Linked DNA regions of Homo sapiens: region 2 is linked to region 1. Evidence: chromatin contacts called from ENCODE Hi-C or POLR2A ChIA-PET data. All regions are on one chromosome and are shown on one strand. Each heading gives the region's core, a stretch centred on a gene start or an enhancer-like site at or near the end of the contact. The rest is flanking DNA. Distances are from core to core; before and after follow the strand shown. Region 1 holds the start of SHC3 (SHC adaptor protein 3). Region 2 has its middle 65 kb from the start of SHC3.

The links. Hi-C counts contacts between places; a loop is a spot of excess contacts on that map. ChIA-PET counts read pairs that join two places held with the same protein, here RNA polymerase II (POLR2A). Pooled maps may share reads with other maps.
Region 2: a map of colonic mucosa shows a loop between it and region 1 (2.1-fold over the local background). The contact joins the enhancer-like site here to the promoter of SHC3 in region 1. A Hi-C loop is called at or near these places in 2 of 168 maps with a recorded cell type or tissue (cardiac septum and colonic mucosa) and 3 of 50 pooled maps. POLR2A ChIA-PET finds 5 or more read pairs at or near these places in 3 of 52 experiments (H1, IMR-90 and K562).

The regions. Positions count from the first base shown.
Region 1 is chr9:89,176,026-89,182,352 of GRCh38, reverse strand. It overlaps SHC3 (SHC adaptor protein 3), which reads left to right and starts at 3,535. Exons shown (of 12, transcript NM_016848.6): 1 at 3,535-4,366. The coding sequence starts at 3,893.
Region 2 is chr9:89,240,391-89,247,420 of GRCh38, reverse strand. No RefSeq gene overlaps it. Among named protein-coding and RNA genes, the nearest start is that of SHC3, 65 kb to the right of the region's middle. Within about 2 kb of position 3,705, at least 3 of the 41 ENCODE cell types and tissues checked have a DNase peak (open chromatin) inside an H3K27ac peak, as active enhancers do.

The sequences.
Region 1 (6,327 bases), core at 2,286-4,785:
TTTAGTAGAGATGGGGTTTCACCTGTTGGCCAGGCTGGTCTCGAACTCCCGACCTCAGGTGATCCATCACCTCGGCCTCCCAAAGTGCTGGGATTACAGGCATGAGCCACCACACCAGGCCGCCATATTCTTTTATCCAAGCAAATCTCATGTAAGCTCAGAGCAAGAACTCACTTATCACCAAGGGAATGGTGCTAAGCTATTCATGAGGGATCCACCCCCATGATTCAGTCACCTCCCACCAGGCCCCACCTCCAACACTGAGGGTCACATTTCAACATGAGATTTGGAGGGGACACACATCCAAACCTCATCACCCCTCTAAGCCTTTATGAGTGCCCAGCCTCCTGACCTCCTCACCAACCCAACCAACCTACCAGGGATTCTGGGAGACTCTGGACTGCTCAGGCCTGGAGCCCTTGCCCACACAGTTTCCTCCTGTGAAGTCACCTGGAGGATGCCTCCACTGGGGTCAGGGGTCACCTCCGCATCCTCAGGACAAGCTCACTCCTTTGGTCAAGTTTTTGTATCTCACACATATTACAAAATTCACATAGTCTTAACTAGGTTATAACATTAATTTCAGATCTTCTGCCTTCCAGAAGGCAAAACCACTTTCCCCAGGGCCCAGCTCATGGCACCTTCTCAGAAATTTGTGGATTCTCCCTCAGAGCCTCCAGAGGAACCAGCTCGGCCCACACCCATGCTGGATCCCAGCATGACCCATTTGGACTTCTTACCTACAAACTGGAAGATAATAAATTGTGTTATTCTAAGCCATTGATTTTGTGGTCATTTGTTACGGCAGCCATAGAAAGCAAATACGTGTTTAAGCATTGATTTAAAAAAGAAAAACCACAACATACTGGAAAGGCTCTCATTGTAAATTGCCCCAGACTGCCTGGCTTTGGTGAATCTCAAGGCTGACTTTAAAATGGAGTTTTTTTTTCCTGCTTCCTTCCATGGCTATCAAGCAAGCCAGCAACAGAAAATTTCATTTACATTTAGCATTTTCTGTCCCAGTGGTCTCCTCTCTCATCTGTCTCTATGTTGATCAAGAAGATATGTGGGCTTTCTGGTACAGGGTCTAAAATAAACATGAACAGCTCCCCAGAAAGGGCAAAGGGTTTTCTCATGAGTAGGGTGTGTGAGCTTCTGTGTGGGCTGCACAGCCTCCTTTTGATGCTGAGAGGCCTTCGGGTTTTTCTTTTTCCATCTTTCTGCTACGTTCCAAAATGTTGATACTATTTTCCAGGTAAGTGAGGTTTTACCGTACTACTGTGTTCTTGGAATATTAATTTCTGTCTTTGATTATATATCTTTTCATATATAGTAAATTTATGTTGCTATTTATATTTTAAAATGACCAATTTCCCTCCACTGGCCTCATAATAAAAGAAATAAAAGTCTCCTGTTGGCTAAACGTTAAGTACATAGCTTTGGATTTTTTTTCCTCCCTGGAGCCTCAGAACGTGTACAGGTGTCCTACATGCCTTTTACAAAAAAAGAATCAAGGGCTAGGAACCTAGGTTTTGAACGTGCATTCAATGTACATTCATAATAAAAGCTGAACGACTGGCACATTCATGGTTGCTCCTTGATGTAAATGAACGGCTGAATGAAAGTTTAGGGGCACAGCTCACCTCCAAGAGAGACCCTCTTCACACTTAGACCTGACCAAGGGATCTTGAATTCCCTTGTAAAACTAGCTTTTCCTCTCCATAGCAGCTGGCCTCTTCCTCCCGGTATCTTTGTAATCCGGCTGGGTGTTTTTTTTTCTTTTTCTTTTTTTTTTTCCCACACTGCCGTTGGATAAAAGATCCCGCCTTTGATTGAAATGGAATCTTCCACTATTGAGCAAGCCTTTGTTGAATGAGTCATCGGGGCGGCCGCTCATTGGCTGAGGCCGCTGGAGCCCAGGGGATTGCCTGGCACCGGCTGCAAGGCCCTGCTTCATTCACAGAAACGCTGGCTCGCTCGCTAGCCTTTTCATTCACACAAACAGCATTTCATTCACATTTTGCGGTTTTTGTCTGCATCTAATGAAGATCTCGCTTTGGGAATGATAGGGCTGTTTCGCTACAGATCTGGGGAGGACTCTGATAACCATCAAAATCATCTATGGGGTGTGCAATTGCTGTTGCTATGCAAGCTAGGGAAAGGGAACAAATGAGTGCCGTGTAGCTGTTCTGCTAGGGCTGCGGCACAGGAGGCGAGCCGTGGGGACGCGTTTCCTGTACCGGGGACGCCGCGGCTCCTCTGCGCTCTTGCGTCCTAGGGGTTGGCCTCACCCGCTCGCCCGCCATGAGTGGCGCTCATTAAACTCTGCTCCATAGAGCAGGGTTCAAGACTCAGGACCTCACGTGCCCCACATGTTCGGTCATGGGAGTGAGAGGACTCAGGGTGACCTGAGAGTGTGCTAGAGCTGAATTTATTCGCTTGCTCAGAAGTTGCGGGAAAACTTTGATAGTGAGTGTTTCACTGTGGAGCAGGTGATCCTAATGCATGAGGAAGCCTGGCAGAGCCCACTGAGGTCAAGAGTCAGAGGGCTTCAGTCTCGGGCAGACCTCTGGGGACAGCGAAAGCCTTGCTCTCCTAACTGAGAGGAAGAAGGCCTGTGCATTTTACTTGCAAGCCCGAGCCTGACTCCTGAAAAGAAGGCATATTTTCCTCCTTGTGGATTTGATGTGCAATAAGAACAGCTGCATTTTTTCCTTCCTGACTGCAGGGTTGCAAGCAGCAACTGAAGGAACATTGAAATGTATTTGTAGCATTTCTTAGGCGTTTTTCCAGAGCTTAAACACATTCAGTAGGATTAAAGCTTCAAATGCAGCCCCTTTTTTGGAATGGATTTCTGGAGCCTGTTGCCACTCGTGAAAGAAGCACTCTTCTTTTTTGGAAGTGGATATTCAACTTAACCCTGGCTGAGAAAGACTGCTGTAAATGAGCAGGGAAGACCCCTTGATTGGCACTGTGCAGAAGTTCATATGCAGATTTTTTTTTTTTTTTTTTTTTGAGGAACTGCATTGCCACAAAGACACTTGTCATCGCTGCTCTGTTAATTTGAAAAGAAAAAGCAAAACCCAGGAAATTGGTATTTTACAGTCACCTGGGGGTGAATATCCTTTTTGTTTTTTTCTATTTAAAAATTCCTGCTGCCTTCCAAGTCAAGATTCATCAGGATTCGCTGAAGATCTGATTCTTAAAAAGCCTTCGTCACATTTTAACGCATCGCTGTTAGACACTTTTACAGGCTCACACAGATGGGCTGAGCAGGGACGAGCAAAACCTAACAGAATAATGGGTTTCAGAAAGTTCATTTGACGATTTGAAGGAACTGGATTGGATTTACCTTTGGCACAAATGCAGATTGCGGGGGATGGGAAGGTGAAAAATCAAAGGTTGGAAGGAAATATCTGGGAAGGTAGAAAAAGGAAATTTGAGAATTGATTGGCTATAGTGTGCTGTCAGCGGGTGGATGTCGTTTTTTTCTTCTTTTTTTCCTTTTTTTTCTTCTGCTACAGGAAGTGATTTGCAGTGCTCACCGAGCCTTTGTTGAGAAGGGTCTCCTCTCAGAGTGAGTCATGCTTTTGCTGTGAGCAGCCCCAAGCAGCTGGGCGCTCCATCAGAGGCAACTATGACTTTTGCAAAGCAAACGTGCAACCCCAAGCAGCGGTCTCCCGGGCCGGGGCTGCGCGGCCGCCGCTGTGCTGGCTTTTAACGGTGGGAGGGCACCATCCTCTTGCTCTGCTCTCGTTCTCCAGAAGGCTGTCCCGGGGCCCCCACTCTCCGTCCCGCTCCGGGGACAGTGGCTCGCCTGCTATGCGCGGCAGCCCGCGCCGGGGCCGGCACCAGCAGCGCCCGGGCGGATGCAGCGAGCCCACGGAGGGGCATGCTTCCACGCACCAAGTATAACCGCTTCAGGAATGACTCGGTGACATCGGTCGATGACCTTCTCCACAGCCTGTCGGTGAGCGGCGGCGGAGGCAAGGTTTCGGCGGCGCGCGCGACCCCGGCGGCGGCTCCCTACTTGGTGTCCGGCGAGGCGCTGCGCAAGGCGCCCGACGATGGGCCCGGCAGCCTGGGCCACCTGCTCCACAAGGTGTCCCACCTGAAACTCTCCAGCTCGGGCCTCCGCGGCCTGTCGTCGGCCGCCCGGGAGCGGGCGGGCGCGCGGCTCTCGGGCAGCTGCAGCGCGCCCAGCCTGGCCGCCCCGGACGGCAGTGCGCCCTCGGCGCCCCGCGCCCCGGCCATGAGCGCCGCCAGGAAGGGCCGGCCCGGCGACGAGCCGCTGCCCAGGCCCCCTCGGGGGGCGCCGCACGCCAGCGACCAGGTGCTGGGGCCCGGAGTCACCTACGTGGTCAAGGTGGGTGCGGGCGCGGGCCGCCCTGGGGGCTGGGGGTTCTGGGGCCAGTTCGGGGCAGACTCCTTCATTCCCTGAAGCCCGGGGTGCGGGGCGCTCCCGCGACTGTCACGTTAGAGGCAAGCAAATGCGCACTCCTTAGCAATCAGCTCGCTTGACAGCGGTGAGGAGGGAACTACAAATGCGCTTTTCCCGCATCCATTGGGAAAAGGTTTACCACTCGGGTGGCCCGCTCCGTCCCGGTTTTCCCTAGGCTCCACTTTTTTGGCACGCCTTTGCCACCTGGCTTACCAGATGTCTGACCAGTGTCATGGGCGCCCAACCCTGGGCAGCGGGGGTCCGGCCTGCCTAGTATCTAGGAAACGCGCTGGGGAGAGCTGGGCAGCCCCCGGGAGGAGAGATGCACGGAGTGGCGGCCCTACTCCTGCTGTGTCTTCCCCGGCGGGAGGGTGGGTATCTTGTTGCCCCCCGCAGCAAGAATTCCCAGCTCCTTGCAGAGCAGGCCAAATGCTGTGCTGCTTTCTCTTCGACGGGCTTTACTTTCTCACCCAGTCCAGGTTTTCTTGGGGTTTGTCTTTCATTCCCTAAGGAAAGGTTCTGGTTTACAGCAGCGGAATGAGAATTCTGGGACTATTTTTCTGGTGACTGTAGTCTTCCATTTAAATGTGCTAAAAGGGAACTAGGGCGCTGCGCTTGGAGCCACAGGCTGGAAAGGAGTTTTTTCCTCCAACACAAAGATGATAAAATCACGATGTAGTCAATAAAATTCCACCCTTATGCAAGCATGTTATGATATTTAAGGAAAAATGCTCAGCACAGTTCAAGTAATCTGCCACGCGGTTATTTCCTTCTGCCGGTTGGGCAGCTCAGAGCTTTAACAGCCTCCACAGCCGAGCAGACAGGGGTTAAGGATGGAAGTTGCAGTATTTCAATCCTGCCACTCCAAGGCATGGCTTTGTATTGAGAAAGAAATGAGACACAAACTCTATCCCCACCGTGTCCTCAATAACACTGAGAAACCCCCAGGATGTCTGTTCCGTAAATATTGGCTGCAGATTCCAGTGTAAAAATTAAATAGAACACATCCTCAGGTAAAATGCAGTGTCTGGTAATTTCGGAACCAAAATATTAACAGAAATACTTAACTTTGTGGATTGCCTTTAACTATATAAAAAGTACTTACAGATGAATGTGGCCATTGTTGTTAAAAGAGGGCTTCTTCACCTTTTCAGTCTGCTTTTTAATTTAACCTTCAAACTATGGATTATTATATTTTACCAAAGGGGTATAGATGAGCATAATATATGCATATTTGGTTGAGTTTATTTTAAGAGGTACTGAATATTCTTCTTGTTTTGCTTATTTAAATTATATAACCAGGGGCCAAAACAAAAAGAAAAAAACAAACCAAACCAAAAATCCCTGACAGCTTTGAGGTTGTGTTTACTTCTGGGGTGTTAGCATAATTGCTGTTTTAAAAAGCCTACATTTCAAATAGACAAATAGACCTTGGCAAAGCTTTTTCTACCTGTCATATTAAACAGAGTAGTTTTCAAATTGAGGGAGAATTCTCAAACTTATGGCTTTAAATTTTTGTTTTAATCACTTTGCTTAGAACTTTGCTTTTGCTTTTTAAAGAAGGAAGGCCAGCATCAAGTTTGAAAGGTCAAATGTGGCAAAATAATGATGAATGTACGAAAATAAGACGGCTCTGCGTCGACAATCTGTTGCTGTAAGGTTTGTGACTTACTGGCAGCATCAGCAGTAGTATTCATAGTCAAAGGGCTGGATCTGCACAGAGCTTGTCTGTGTCTTGGGGTTACTTTGTGTTGCCTCAAATTTAAGGGGTTGCAGTGATGGGTTGAGGGGTGCATGGCATGACTAATTAGGGCTCTGTACCATCCATGTTTTGGTTCCTTGTTCATTAGCAGCCATGAATGGTGCTGTGATGTGAACATAAACGC
Region 2 (7,030 bases), core at 2,456-4,955, 65 kb before region 1:
TGTTTATTTCAGGGAATCAGGCAACAAGAACCTGTTGGGCTGTGACAAAAGTAGGCATTAGGGAAACTACATTTTTATTTTAATAATTTTTGTGATTTACCAAAGCATTTTTAGAACCAGCTAATTTTTTTCCATTCTTCCCTCTCCCCTCCCTTCCTTTATCACTTATTGAACATCTAGATGGTATAAAATGGATGTGGGTAATTTTAGGTGTCACTTTGACTAGGCTATGGTACCCAGATAGGTGGTCAAACACAAGTCTAGAAGTCACTGTGAAGGTATTTTTTTTTTTTTTAGCTAGATTAACATTTAAATCAGCAGGCTTTGTGTAAAGCATGTGGCTCTCCATAATGTGGGCAGTCCTCACCGAATCAGTTGAAGGACTTAAGAGAACAACACCAACCGCCCCTGAGAAGGAGGAATTCTGCCTCCAGACTGGCTTGCTACTTAAGCGGCAGCACAACGCTTCCCTAGGTCTCCAGCCTTCTGGCCCATCATGCAGATTTTGGACCTCACGTTATAGGTTCACAATTGTGAGAGCCAATTCTATAAAATAAATCTTCCCCCCCTCTCTCTCTTTTGCTACACACACACACACACACACACACGCACACCCTATTGGATCTGTTTCTCTGGAGAATGCTAATATAATAAATGAATTCAAGTCCATTAAGAAGCATTTGTTGACAACGTGATGGGAATGATCCTGACCTTTGTGCAAGTCCATGCAACCAGGGAGCAGACTATCACAGACCAGTGTGATGGGCACAAAGAGATATGTGTGTGGAGTGTCAGGGGAGACTGTGGCTAGAAGCGACAATGTTGGCTTGGTGGTAGGATAAGGCTTTTTAGCAAAAGGCATGATTAGGGCTGGGTATTGAGTTGATTGATGCTCATGTCCTGTAAGAACACCAGTCATGGCCCACACCTGGAGGGACAAAGTGAATGAGGACTGAGGGGCCTCCAGGGGATTGAGGGGTGATTCTGGTCAGCACACAGAGCTTGGTACACACAGTGGGGAGAGTCAGTTGGATTGCTGCCTTTGGAATCAACCAAGCCATGAATCCTGACCCTCAGGTGACTTGACTGATGGCTTTTGCAAATAAATTTTCTCTAACTGTATAAATCCAGAGTATTAGGCAGTAGGCAGAGTTCCTGGGAGGCACAGTGGACCATGACTTGCTGCTACAACCAGGAACAACCAGGAACAGTGCAGCCAGAGAAATCACCCAGCAGCATCACGGGCCCTGCCCTTGAGGCCACAGTCACAGGGAGCAGACCCTGAACTCACTCCCAGTCGTAGCTTCCTGGACATGCCAGCCTCATTTGCCTTCTTATGAGCGTTCCACGCTCTGTACAGGGAAGGCATGACACAGGTGTGGGAAGGCTGCTGGGGGAGCCTGTCTACAGCAGGAGCCATGGCCAGCTGCTCAGAGTAAGCCCAGGCCACAGCCCTGCTCCTCTGCTCCTCTCATCTTTTTTTTTTTTTGAGACAGAGTCTCACTCTGTCACCAGGCTGGAGTGCAGTGGTGTGATCTCGGCTCACTGAAACCTTTGCCTGCCAGTTTCAAGTGATTCTCCTGCTTCAGTCTCCCCAGTAGCTGGGACTACAGGTGCACGCCACCACGCCCAGCTAATTTTTGTATTTTTAGTAGAGATAGGGTTTCACCATGTTGGCCAGGATGGTCTTGATCTCTTGACCTTGAGATCCACCCTCCTCGGCCTCCCAAAGTGCTGGGATTACAGGCATGAGCCACCGTGCCCGGCCTCCTCTCATCCTTTAATTTCTGCATTCAGTACATGTCCTGCAAATGCCTGCTTAGCACAAGTCCTGGTCAAAGGAAGTTTTCTTTGGAAAAATAAGTACCTTAAGTTACACTTGGAAATAGGTTAGAAATGGTGTCACATTGTGCATCCCCAGTGTCCTCTAGCCAGCGATCACTGCAGGCTGTTTCAAGGAAACCTTCTACAGCAAGTGGAGGGGAGACTCTCATTAGAGATGAAACTTCCTGCCAAATACAGCCAAAATACATGCTATTGAAGCACGGAACACTTTTGTCCCTAACTCTAAGCTATTTTCTTTATCTCCATTGATTATAAGTTCTCATTTTCTTTACAACATAAAATTTTAATACTATATAATTCTAGTGATTTAGTTATCACTAGAGAATTATTTCTATGAGTGTGTGTGATTTCACCTATTTTTATGTCTAGGTAGTTCAGGATTTACTTATTCTGTGAAAAATCACTTGTCACTGTGGTGCCATCAGGTCAAAATATAGTTTTGATGTTACAGATTTTGCAACCTCATTGTGGTGGACGTCTGCCTGTGGACTTCCCTTCCTGAAATAGATTCCCAAGGCATTCCAGGTAATACAGGTTAGGGTGGTAAATCACACTTTCCCACCTTCCCCATGCCAAGGATGACCCGTGGCCTCAGTTGGCCCTGCCCAGCTCTTTTCAGGGATTGGTGTGGTTATTGGCGGGGGGAGGATTTTGCTCTTCTCCTTGGATGTTGTATATGGTAAACAATATGAGCCTGGAGTTGCCCCTGGCAATCTTTGCCCTCAAGTGGAGAGAGCTGGCCTGAGGTGAACGTGACAGAGAGGAGAGCAGCCCCAAAAATTGGAGAGGACAGGTCTCGGTGACATCATTTGAATCCCCAGGGCCAGCCACACCTGAACCCAGACTCATGCCTCTAAGCCAATGAATCACTTCCAGTTTTTCTTTGCTTAAGCTAGTTTTAAAAAATTATTAAAGTTAAAAAAATTTTAAATTGTGGTAAAACGCACACAACATAAAATTTAGCATCTTAACAATTTTTAAGTGTATAATTCAGTGGCATTAAGGACATTCATATTGTTGTGCAGCTAACACCACCATCCATCCCCAGAACTCTTTTCATCTTGCAAAGCCAAAACTCTGTTCCCATTAAACAGCACATCCCCATTCCTCCTCCTGCAGCCTCTGGCAATCACCATTCTACTTTCCATCTCTATGAATGTGACTACCCTAGATACATTTCATATGAGTGAAATCACACAGTTTTTGGTTTTTTGTGATTGACTTATTTCACTTAGTATAATGTTGTCAAGGTTCACCCCTGTTGTAGCATGTGACAGAATTTCCTTCCTTCGAAAGGTTGAATAATATTTCATGGAATTGATGTAACACATTTTGTTTATCCATTCACCTGTCAATGGAGGAGGGTGACTTCCACATTTTGGCTATTGTGAACAATGCTGCTATGAACATGGGTGTATTATTATTAAACTTTTAAATTTTGAGATCATTACAGATTTGTTACAGTGGGTAGTCAGACACGAGCAGGGCAGGAGAGGGCCCCATCACCCAGGAATGTCAGGTGACCATCAGGTGATGGTCAGGTGGTTGTAAATTGTCTCTCTAAAATAATAATTGCTCTAATTGGTCACAGCCGGTGCCAGGGAAAGGCAGTCTCCTAGGAAACAGAAAAACACCTAAAGCTGGTGATCAGCAGCTTCCTGATAAGATCTCAGGAGTTGAGTGAGTGGGCTCAAGCATGTACAATAAGAGGCAAAATGGCAGAGTTTAATTGGTATATGACCTTCCCCAAGGAACACTCGACTGATAAGGGGAAAACGCTTCAAGTGAGTATGTGTACAACTTCAGCAAACACACTGCACATGCAGCCCCTTCCACGTGCTGGCAGGTCACTGCACATGTGGACAGCCCACCCCAAGGGAAGAATTAGGGGAGAGGTAATGCAACCCTGGAAGCATGCCAACATCTAAGACCCAAATCAAAGGTCAAACCATACCCTTGAATCTCTCAAGTTGCCTCTTGGCCCTCTTCCGAGTGTGCTTTACTTTCGTTCCTGCTCCAAAACTTTTAAATAAACATTTACTCCTGCTCTAAAACTTGCCCCAGTCTCTCACTCTGCCTTGTGCACCTTCGCCAAATTCTTTCTTCTAAGGAGGCAAGAATTGAGGTTGCTGCAGACCCATACGTGCTGCTGCTAACATACTTTGGTGCTGTGTGACTTGGGTATGTTCCCTAGTGCTAACAGATTCACATTGTAAACAAAAATAAAATCCTAAGCTCCTCAACCAACCAAATAGACACTTTCTGGGCCAAGGGAAACCTGAAAAACTAAATTTCAGGCCATAATGGGAAGGGAGAGATTAGACACCCTCATTATACCCCCTCACTTTTGAAGCCTAGGCACAGTTGACCAGCATTAATATTAAAATAGAGACCATAAGACTGACAAAACAGACTCTTTGGCAATAAGGTACCAAATTCCAACCTGACTCTGGTATAGCCTCACATACAGATAACAGGCCCTAAAGGAAATTAAAGTATTTCACCCCAAAATATATTTCTTTGACATATTTTGAAATGGTCCAGCAAAGCCGTGTGTTGTGGGGAAATTTGCCTCTGTAGAGAATTTCCTTTCCTTTCTAGTATTTCCTAGATCTAGGAGAGATTTAATGAAGAATCTGATACCTTTTCAGGTCTGAAAGGAAACATTTACCATGTACTCTCTCTGAAGCTTGCCACTTAAGAGGCTTCATCTACATGACAGCTTCATGTACATCTCAGCTCCCACAATGCCCCTCGTCTTAACTTCAAGTGTTTCTTTATGCTGACTTTACCTCTTTCGGCAAAGTTTAACTTTTCAACCATTTGCCAATCAGAAAATCTTTGAATCCACCTATGACCTGGACCCTTGTCTCTGAAATATATAGGCCGAGGCGGGTGGATCAATCAGGAGTTCGAGACCAGCCTGGCCAACATGGCGACACTCGTCTCTACTAAAAATATAAAATTAGCCAGGCATGGTGGTGCGTGCCTGTAATCTCAGCTACTCAGGAGGCTGAGGCAGGAGAATTGCCTGAACCCGGGAGGCAGAGGTTGCAGTGAGCCGAGATCACACCATTGCACCCCAGCCTGGGTGACGAGCAAAACTCCATCTCAAAAAACAAAAACAACAACAACAACAAACTCAAGCTATACCTCACCATCTCTGGTGCACTTTCTCAGGACCTCTTGAGACTGTACCCCAGACCATGATCATTCATAAAGTCTCTGATAAATCCCTTTAAGTATTTTACAGACTTTGGCTCTTTTGTCAACAACATGCAGTTGTAAGAAATAATAGAGATAGAGAGATCCTCTGTATTGTTTACCCAGTTTTTCCCAGTGGTAACATCTTGACAAAACTATAGTACAATATCACAGCTAGGGAAACTAATAAAAAAAATAGAGAAGATCAACAAAATTAAGGTTTTTTTTTTAACAAAAGCAATAATGAAGGAAAATGTTGGCATTGATACAATCCACTCCTCTTATTCAGTTTTTTTTTCTGTTTTATTTTACATGTACTTGTTTGTGTATGTGTGCCTGTGTGTAGTTCTGTTACCAGAAAGAGGTCCTGATCCAGACCCCAAAAGAGGGTTCTTGAATTTTGCAAGAATTCAGGGCAAGTCCATAAAGTGAAAGCAAGTTTATTAAAAAAGTAAGGGAATAAAAGAATGGCTACTCCATAGGCAGAGCAGCCCCGTGGGCTGCTGGTTGCACATTTTTATGGTATTATCTTGATTATATGCTAAATAAGGGGTGGATTTTTCATGCCTGCCCTTTTTAGACCATGGAGGGTAACTTTCTGATGTTGCCATGGCATTTGTAAACTGTCCTGGCACGGATGGGAGTGTAGCAATGAGGATGACCAGAGGTCACTGTCATTGCCATCTTGCCTTTGGTGGGTTTTAGCCGGCTTCTTGACTGCAACCTGTTTTATCAGCAAGGTTTTTATGACCTTATCTTGTGCTGACCTCCTATCTCACCTTGCGACTAAGAACACCTTAACCTCCTGGGAATGCAGCTCAGTAGGTCTCATCCTCATTTTGTCCAGTTCCTATTCAAGATGGAGTTGCTCTGGTTTAAATACCTCTGAAGGTTTTATGCAATTTTATCATATATGTAGGTCTGTGTATCCACCACCACAGTCGAGATATGGAATAGTCCATCCCTACGAGCATCCCTGTGTTCTCCTGTCATGCTCACCTCTCACTGCCTCCCTCCACCTTCCATAGTGCCTGGCAACGACTAATCTGGTTTCCACTTCTATAATTTTGTCAGTTGGGGAATGTTATTAAATGGAATCATACAGTAGGTAATCTTTTGGGATTGGCTTTTTAATTTAGCATAATCTCTGGAGAGTCATCCAAGTTGTTGCTTGTATCAATCATTCATTTAAAAAAATACTGAGTAGTATTTTGCACTATACCACACATACTGCAGTTTATTCACTCATTGAAGGACACTTGGGCTGTTTCCAGATTTCAGCTATTACTAATAAGGCTGCTATAAATATTCGTGTGTAGGTGTTGTGTGAATATAAGTTTTTGTTTCTCTGGGATAAATGCCCAAGGATACAAATTGTGGATCATATGGTATTTTTCAGGTTTGGTTATATAAGAAACTGCCAAACTGTTTTCAGGGTGGCTGTACCATTCCATATTCCCAGCAATGTAGGAGTGACTCAGTTTCTCTGTATCATCCCCAGCATTTGGTGTTGTCACTAATTATTATTCTGATAGATGTATATGTAGTGATATCCCATTATGATTTAAATTTGCATTTCCCTAATGACTAATGGCATTAGACTTATTTTCATGTGTTTATTTGCCATCTGTATGTCCTCTTCAGCGAAATGTCTGTTTACATCTTTTACCCATTTTCTAATTGACTTTTCTTAATTGTCAAGTTTTGCAAGTTCTTTGTTTATTCAGGATACTAGTCTTTGGTTAAATACATGGTTTGCAAATATTTTCTCCTGATCTGTAGCTAGTTTTTGCCCTCTTAAAATTTATTTTTGAGTTTTCAGTTTCTCTGGTGACTTTTTTTTTCTCCCTCAATTTTTCCGAATTATTTTCTCTACTTCTAGTCTCTCTCTGGTTGTTTCTTCCTGTTAAGGTTGGTGGAAGGATAACAGGAATAGGGGGAAAGAGGAATACAACAGAGGGGGAAACTGAAATAGTAGATT